Regions from separate parts of the Homo sapiens genome. Here region 1 is linked to region 2. A link is an interaction called in ENCODE POLR2A ChIA-PET data of the cell type or tissue named here. Cell type or tissue: Caco-2. All regions are shown on one strand. Each heading gives the region's core, and the rest is flanking DNA. Links, peaks and the distances in the headings are about the cores only. Region 1 overlaps MYOM1 (myomesin 1). Region 2 overlaps MYOM1 (myomesin 1).

The links. ChIA-PET counts read pairs that join two places held together with the same protein. Peaks named below come from ENCODE experiments on the same cell type or tissue, not always from the same donor. Only the 100,000 strongest peaks of a DNase experiment are listed, where the experiment ranks them.
Region 1: POLR2A ChIA-PET joins it to region 2 with 14 read pairs; 5 of 35 experiments call an interaction of 5 or more read pairs at or near these places.

Annotation. Positions count from the first base shown.
Region 1 is chr18:3,216,675-3,219,590 of GRCh38, forward strand. The region is part of intron 1 of MYOM1 (myomesin 1); the gene reads right to left. Among named protein-coding and RNA genes, the nearest start is that of MYOM1, 1.8 kb to the right of the region's middle. RefSeq lists a silencer at 1,297-1,591. In Caco-2, for the core only: no CTCF peak of the experiment used is centred there; a DNase peak (open chromatin) is centred at 1,437.
Region 2 is chr18:3,159,547-3,162,462 of GRCh38, forward strand. All of the region lies in intron 10 of MYOM1 (myomesin 1), which reads right to left. Among named protein-coding and RNA genes, the nearest start is that of MYOM1, 59 kb to the right of the region's middle. In Caco-2, for the core only: no CTCF peak of the experiment used is centred there; no DNase peak of the experiment used is centred there.

The sequences.
Region 1 (2,916 bases), core at 134-2,633, 57 kb after region 2:
GCCAGTAGTGTAGGGTCCTGTAGGTAGCAGTAAGGACTTCAGCTAATACTGTGAAAGGGCTGAGAGGCCATTGGAAGACTCTGAGCTGAGACTCATTCTCGCCGATGTCTGAAGATGGACTGTGGAGGGATGAGAGTGAAAGCCAGAAGACCTATGAAAGGGCTGAGTTGTATCCTCTCAAAATTCCTGTGTTGAAGCCCTAACCTCCAGTACCTCAACATGTGACCATATTTGGAGATAGGGTCCTTAAAGAGGAAGTTGAGTTAAAATTAGGCCATTAGGATGGGCCGTAATTCTATATGATGGTGTCTCTATAGGAAAAGAAAACCAAGATCCAAATATGTATATAACAGAGGGAAGGCCACGTGGAGACACAGGGAGAAGACAGCCATCCATGAGCCGAGAAGAGACCTGAGAAGAAACCACCCAGCTGACACCTTGATCTTGGACTTCCAGCCTCCAGAGTTGTAAGGTAATAAGTTTCTGTTGTTTAAGCCACCCAGTCCATGGCGCTTAGCTATGATAGCCCGGGCAAAAGAATACAAAGTCCACTGCAATGGTCCAGGCTAGAGGTGACAGGGGTAGCAGCGAAAGTGTGAGAGGTGGTCAAGCTCTGCACAGCTTTTGAAGTTAGAACCAATGGCATTTGCTGAAAGTTCTGAATTAGGATGTGAAAGAAAGAGATGACTCCAAGGTTTTTGCCTGAGCAATTGAAAGACAAGTTGCTATTAACTGAGATGGGGAGGAATGTGGGAAAGTATCAGTTTGGGGTGGAAGAACAGGAGATTGGTTTCAATGCTCTACATCTGAGATGCCTGTTAGACCTCCCAGAGGAGACATTTTAAGTGGGAAGCTGGATACATGACTCTGGAGTGCAGGAGAGAGGTCCAGGATGCAGATATACATTTGGGAGTCAACAGCATATAGGTGGTATCGAAAGCCAAGAAAATAGGTGAGAACCATTGTACACGGAAAAGAAAGTCCTAAAAGAAAACAGATGAGGACCATTATACACAGAAAAGGAAATTACAGGCATGGTGGCTCATGCTTGTAATTCCAGCACTTTGAGAGGCCAAGGCAGGAGGATTTCCTGAGCCCAGGAGTTTGAGACCAGCCTGGGCAACGTGGTGAGACCTTGTCTCTATTATAAAAATTTAAGATAAAATAAAATAAGTAAAATAAAGTCCTAGAACTGAACCCTGGAGTATGCTAATCTTATATATAAGCTCTCTCAAATCTCACAAACATTTCAAGCAAAGGTATAGTCTCAAACCAGAAAACAAAACAAAACAAACAAAAAAACCTGTTTGCTCTATAAGGAACATGCAGGCTTCTAGTCTCCCTACTTAAAGAGGTAAGAGAGTCGATTCCCAGGGTGACAGCTGGCATTGTGAACTTGAGCTAGCAGTTCTACTAAAAGTCAAAGGTATGTTTGTTTAGCATAGGGTGGGGAGATGTCACATGGCCTTAGCATTCTTGAATAGTTTATCCACTGAAGCAGGCCTATCAGCCACGTTGACAACCCTGGATGAAGTAATAGTTTTATAAAAGCTCCACCCCCAAGTGTTTTAATGCTGTAGAATTAGTTTTAAAGTGATCTGTTTTCTCCAAATGTCATTTTTAAAAAAATTCAAAATGAAGAATGAATCCTTCTAAACTCAGCATATTCTTTGTCAAGTTTAAAACTACTTTTTATTTAAACTATTTTAAAAGTCAGCATGTATTCCCCAGAGAAGAAAACTGAGCAAACTTCACTCCAGAAATATTTATCTTAGGGTTCATGGAAGATATCAGTCTACAGGGCATTTCCTAAGGGAAAAAAATAGCTACTAGCAAGCAACTTTGCTTCAACCCTTAAATAGATGGCTATTTTCTGTTACAAAATATGGAGGATAATTACCATGTATAATTAATAACTACTAGATGAATTTTGATAAAACAAAGGGGTTAGAAAATGTTAATACAGAATTACGTTAGGCAGTTATAAAGATATTAGAGAAGTTTCTGTTATGATACTACATTGTAACATGGCACATGTTATTTGAATGATTTTTCAAATAAATAATAAAGAAACTTGTTATGTTATAAACTAAATTCATTCCCCAGATGACTTGAAATGCTGTTATTTTCACAAAATAAAATCTTTAAATATCTTGCCCCAATACTATTTTTTACTCTCTTTATTTCTATTTCTCCCAAATACATTTATTTTTAATAATACTTACTATTCCTCTCACATAGATAGTAAGTTACAAGTAAACAGGGTTTGACTTGAAGCCCACATTGCTGATTGTCACAGCCCTGACCTCTGGAACAAAGGTACAACCACCTCCTCTTCATCAAGTAAGCCCTTGAAGTTAACTAAAGCCAGGATTAGCTCCAACACATGACGGCTGGAGTACGTTGGGAGGAAAGATGGTTTTAGTGTCTTTTGTTTCTTTAAGACCTAAATTTTCTTTCTGAAAATAATTTGAGAATTTAGGAAGAAATACAAATTCCATAGCTGTAATTTATGATACTTTTGTGCAGGCATTAGAGGGCAGAAGCTGATGAAAACGATTCCCAGAAAAATCACTATGTGGGGCTCTATGTTGCCTCTGAAATATTACTTAACCATTTGAGGCCATATCATTGTGCGCGCTCACATTTATCCACATTGCATCGTCACAGCAAGATCCCTGAATTATAAACTAGTGACTTCAGAGTTAATTTTCCTTCTTTCGGTCTAATTTGTAACCAGGGAGCATTGTATGGCACATGCAGGATTGAAAATGCAGGGCCTCCTGTCTCTCATCCATTTCAGATTTCAACCAAACCGTACTTGGAAATAGCATTAAACACACGCTTACAGTTCAATCCGAGGCAGATATGACCTCCTTACAGTTCCAGGAACAGCAGCTTAATTTCAGAAGAATA
Region 2 (2,916 bases), core at 282-2,781:
ATGAACACACATGTTTATAATAACCAAAGAGTGAAAACAATCGCACTGTCCATCAGCGGGTGAACGTATAGGCAAAAGGATGCATATCCATGTATTGGAATGCAATTTAATAAGAAAAAGGAACAATATGTCTTACAACATGAATGAACCTCAAAACATGTAAAGCCAAAGAAGGCCGACATAAAAAACCATAGAGATCCAGAAATGTCCAGAAAGACAAATCTACAGAGATAGAAAGTGAATTAGTAGTTGCGGGAGACTAGACTGGTTATGGGAGAGGGAAATAGGGAGGAGAAATCTTTTTGGGGTGATGTAAATTTTCTTTCTTTTCCTTCCTTCCTTCCTTCCTTCCTTCCTTCCTTCCTTCCTTCCTTCCTTCCTTCCTTCCTTCTCTCCTTCCCTCCTTCCTTCCCTGCCTGCCTTCCTTCTCTCTCTCCCTCTCTTATTCTCTTTTCTTCTTCTCCTACTTCTTCTTCTCCTTCTCCTCTTCCTCCTCCTTCTCCTCCTCCTCCTCCTTCTTCTTCTTCTCTTCCTCCTCCTCCTTCTTCTCCTCCTCCTTCTTCTTCTTCTCTTCCTCCTCCTCCTCCTCCTTCCTTTCCCTTCCCTTCCCTTCCTTTCCTTTTCTTCTTCTCTCTCTCTTTTTTTTCTTTCTTTTTTTTGAGACAGGGTCTCGTTCTGTCACCCAAGCTGGAGTGCAGTGTTGCAATCACCAGTCATTGCAGCCTCGACCTCTTGGGCTCAAGCAATCCTCCCATCTCAGCCTCCTGAGTAGCTGGGACTACAGGCATGCATCACACCCAGCTAATTGTTTTCAGTTTTTGTAGAGATGGGGTCTTGCTATGTGGCCCAGGCTGGTCTCACACTCCTGGGCTCAAGAGATCCTCCTATCTTGGCCTCCCAAAGTGCTGGGATTACAGGCGTGAGCCATTGTACCTGGTCAACATTTTCTAAAAGTGGAGTGTGGGTAATGGTTGCCCAACTCTGTAAATATACTAAAAAGCACCAAATTGTATACTTAACATGAGTGAACTTTATGGTATACAAATTATATCTCAAAAATATGCTTTAAAAAACCTAATATATATCATTTAAAATACATTTATAAGTGAAATCTTTTTCTAAAGATTGTAAAATTCACAATGCAATTGCTGAAATTTACCTTTCCAATTTTGCCTTTTCTATTTATCTTTTCAATGCTCTCACATCAACCTCTGATAAACTGAGAATCTTTCCATTTCCTTAATTTGTGGATTTGAAAGCTGGCTTAAGTATAAATTTTAAATTGGAACACCTTCGCCCCATCCATAGTTAGTAACGTGGAGTCTGGCCTAAACCTGGCAAAGAGGCACCATTCTGGGTGTGGGCGCTGAGAAATGTTGAGGAACCCTAGACTGGGTCAGGGTTCCTAGAAAAAGTTCATGAAGGAAGGACCATAGCATGACAAAGGTTTTTGGAATAGCCAGCGATGTTCTCTGGCTCTAGTAAAACAGTGGAAAGTGGAAGCAAAGACTTAGCTTAGTTCATCCTCATCTAGCCAGGTTGATCCTGGTGATTTGGCTAAATGAACGCACTTGCTAATTGCAGTGTGTTGGTTCTCACTGCAATTTTCCCAGAAGGCCAGCTCCTGTCTTCCCTGATGATATAGACTTTTTCATGATGCCTTTGTGGTGGAGAAAGCCTTATATGCTTTTCAGATGTTTAGATATTCAGGTATCTATACCAGTTGCCGGTCTGGGACAGAATTCAGTGGTCATTTTTACTGTTCAATGCCGATGTGGTGTGGCCTGCTAACTGTCCCCAGCAATCATTCTTCCTGCTTCCTTTTAGTACTAGGACCCCTGAGCGTTAGCAGGAAACATGGCTGGCTAACAAGAGACAGTACCTGCTAGCTCCCCTCACTGTGAAGTGTCTGCATGTGCTAAGTGTGCACTAAGCAGAAGTGATGAGGGCACTAAGCAGAAGTGATGAGGGCAATTCGGCCTCTGCCCCTCCACTCCCTTTCTTTCTCCTCCCCATAGGCTGGGATGAGAACCTGGGACAGTACCCCAGGGCACAGTGCAATAACAACATAGAGGGGACCTAGGAAGAGGCATCTGGATCATACCCAACTTTCACATACAGGAGAGAAACAAATCTTTTGTTATTTCATTTCAGCAGCTTAGTCTAGATCCTAATTAAAATCCTGGGTTAGCCACTGGAAGACCTATAAGCTAGTTCCACTTCTGCTTCTAATTAACTGAAGTTTTTGGTAAATTACCGTACTTTTTTGAACCTCAGTTTCTGCATCATAAAATTAAGGGGTTGTACTAGGATGAGAATTCTAACATTTTTTGAGCCATCGACCCCTTTGACAAGCCGGTAAAGCCTAGAGGTCCTTCTGAGAGTAATGCATTTACACACATAAAATAAAACTCATGTGATTACCAGAAAACCTAAATATATTGAAATACAGTTCTAATCATAGACCTTTTGGAAGTCTGTGGATCCCAGTTGAGTACTCAAAATGTTTATGAGTTTATGACTCTATTTAGTGTAAGAGAGATAAAAATGAGCTAGTCTACCTGCATTGTTTATATTTTAAATTTTCTCTATATTATGATGCTTTAACATCTTAGACACCATTCTGGCTAAGGAGGGCCTGCCTTCCTGAGGCGAGCCAATTCTTAGGGCCCAGAGGGGAGCATGACTGATATGCAAACTAGCCACTTCAGCCACACCTCCTTTATCTGGCCTGTAGAACCCAGGAAACAATATGGTTCTGCCTTAATCATCCCCGGGGCCAGATACCAGGCAAGTAGGGACCACACCTGTAACTTACAGCCTACTGAAATTATTTGAACTAGCCAATCCTAACTTGTTTACTTGCCCTGCTTTCCCTACCCAAGGAAACTCCAATAAAGGGCTTGGTCTAGGCAC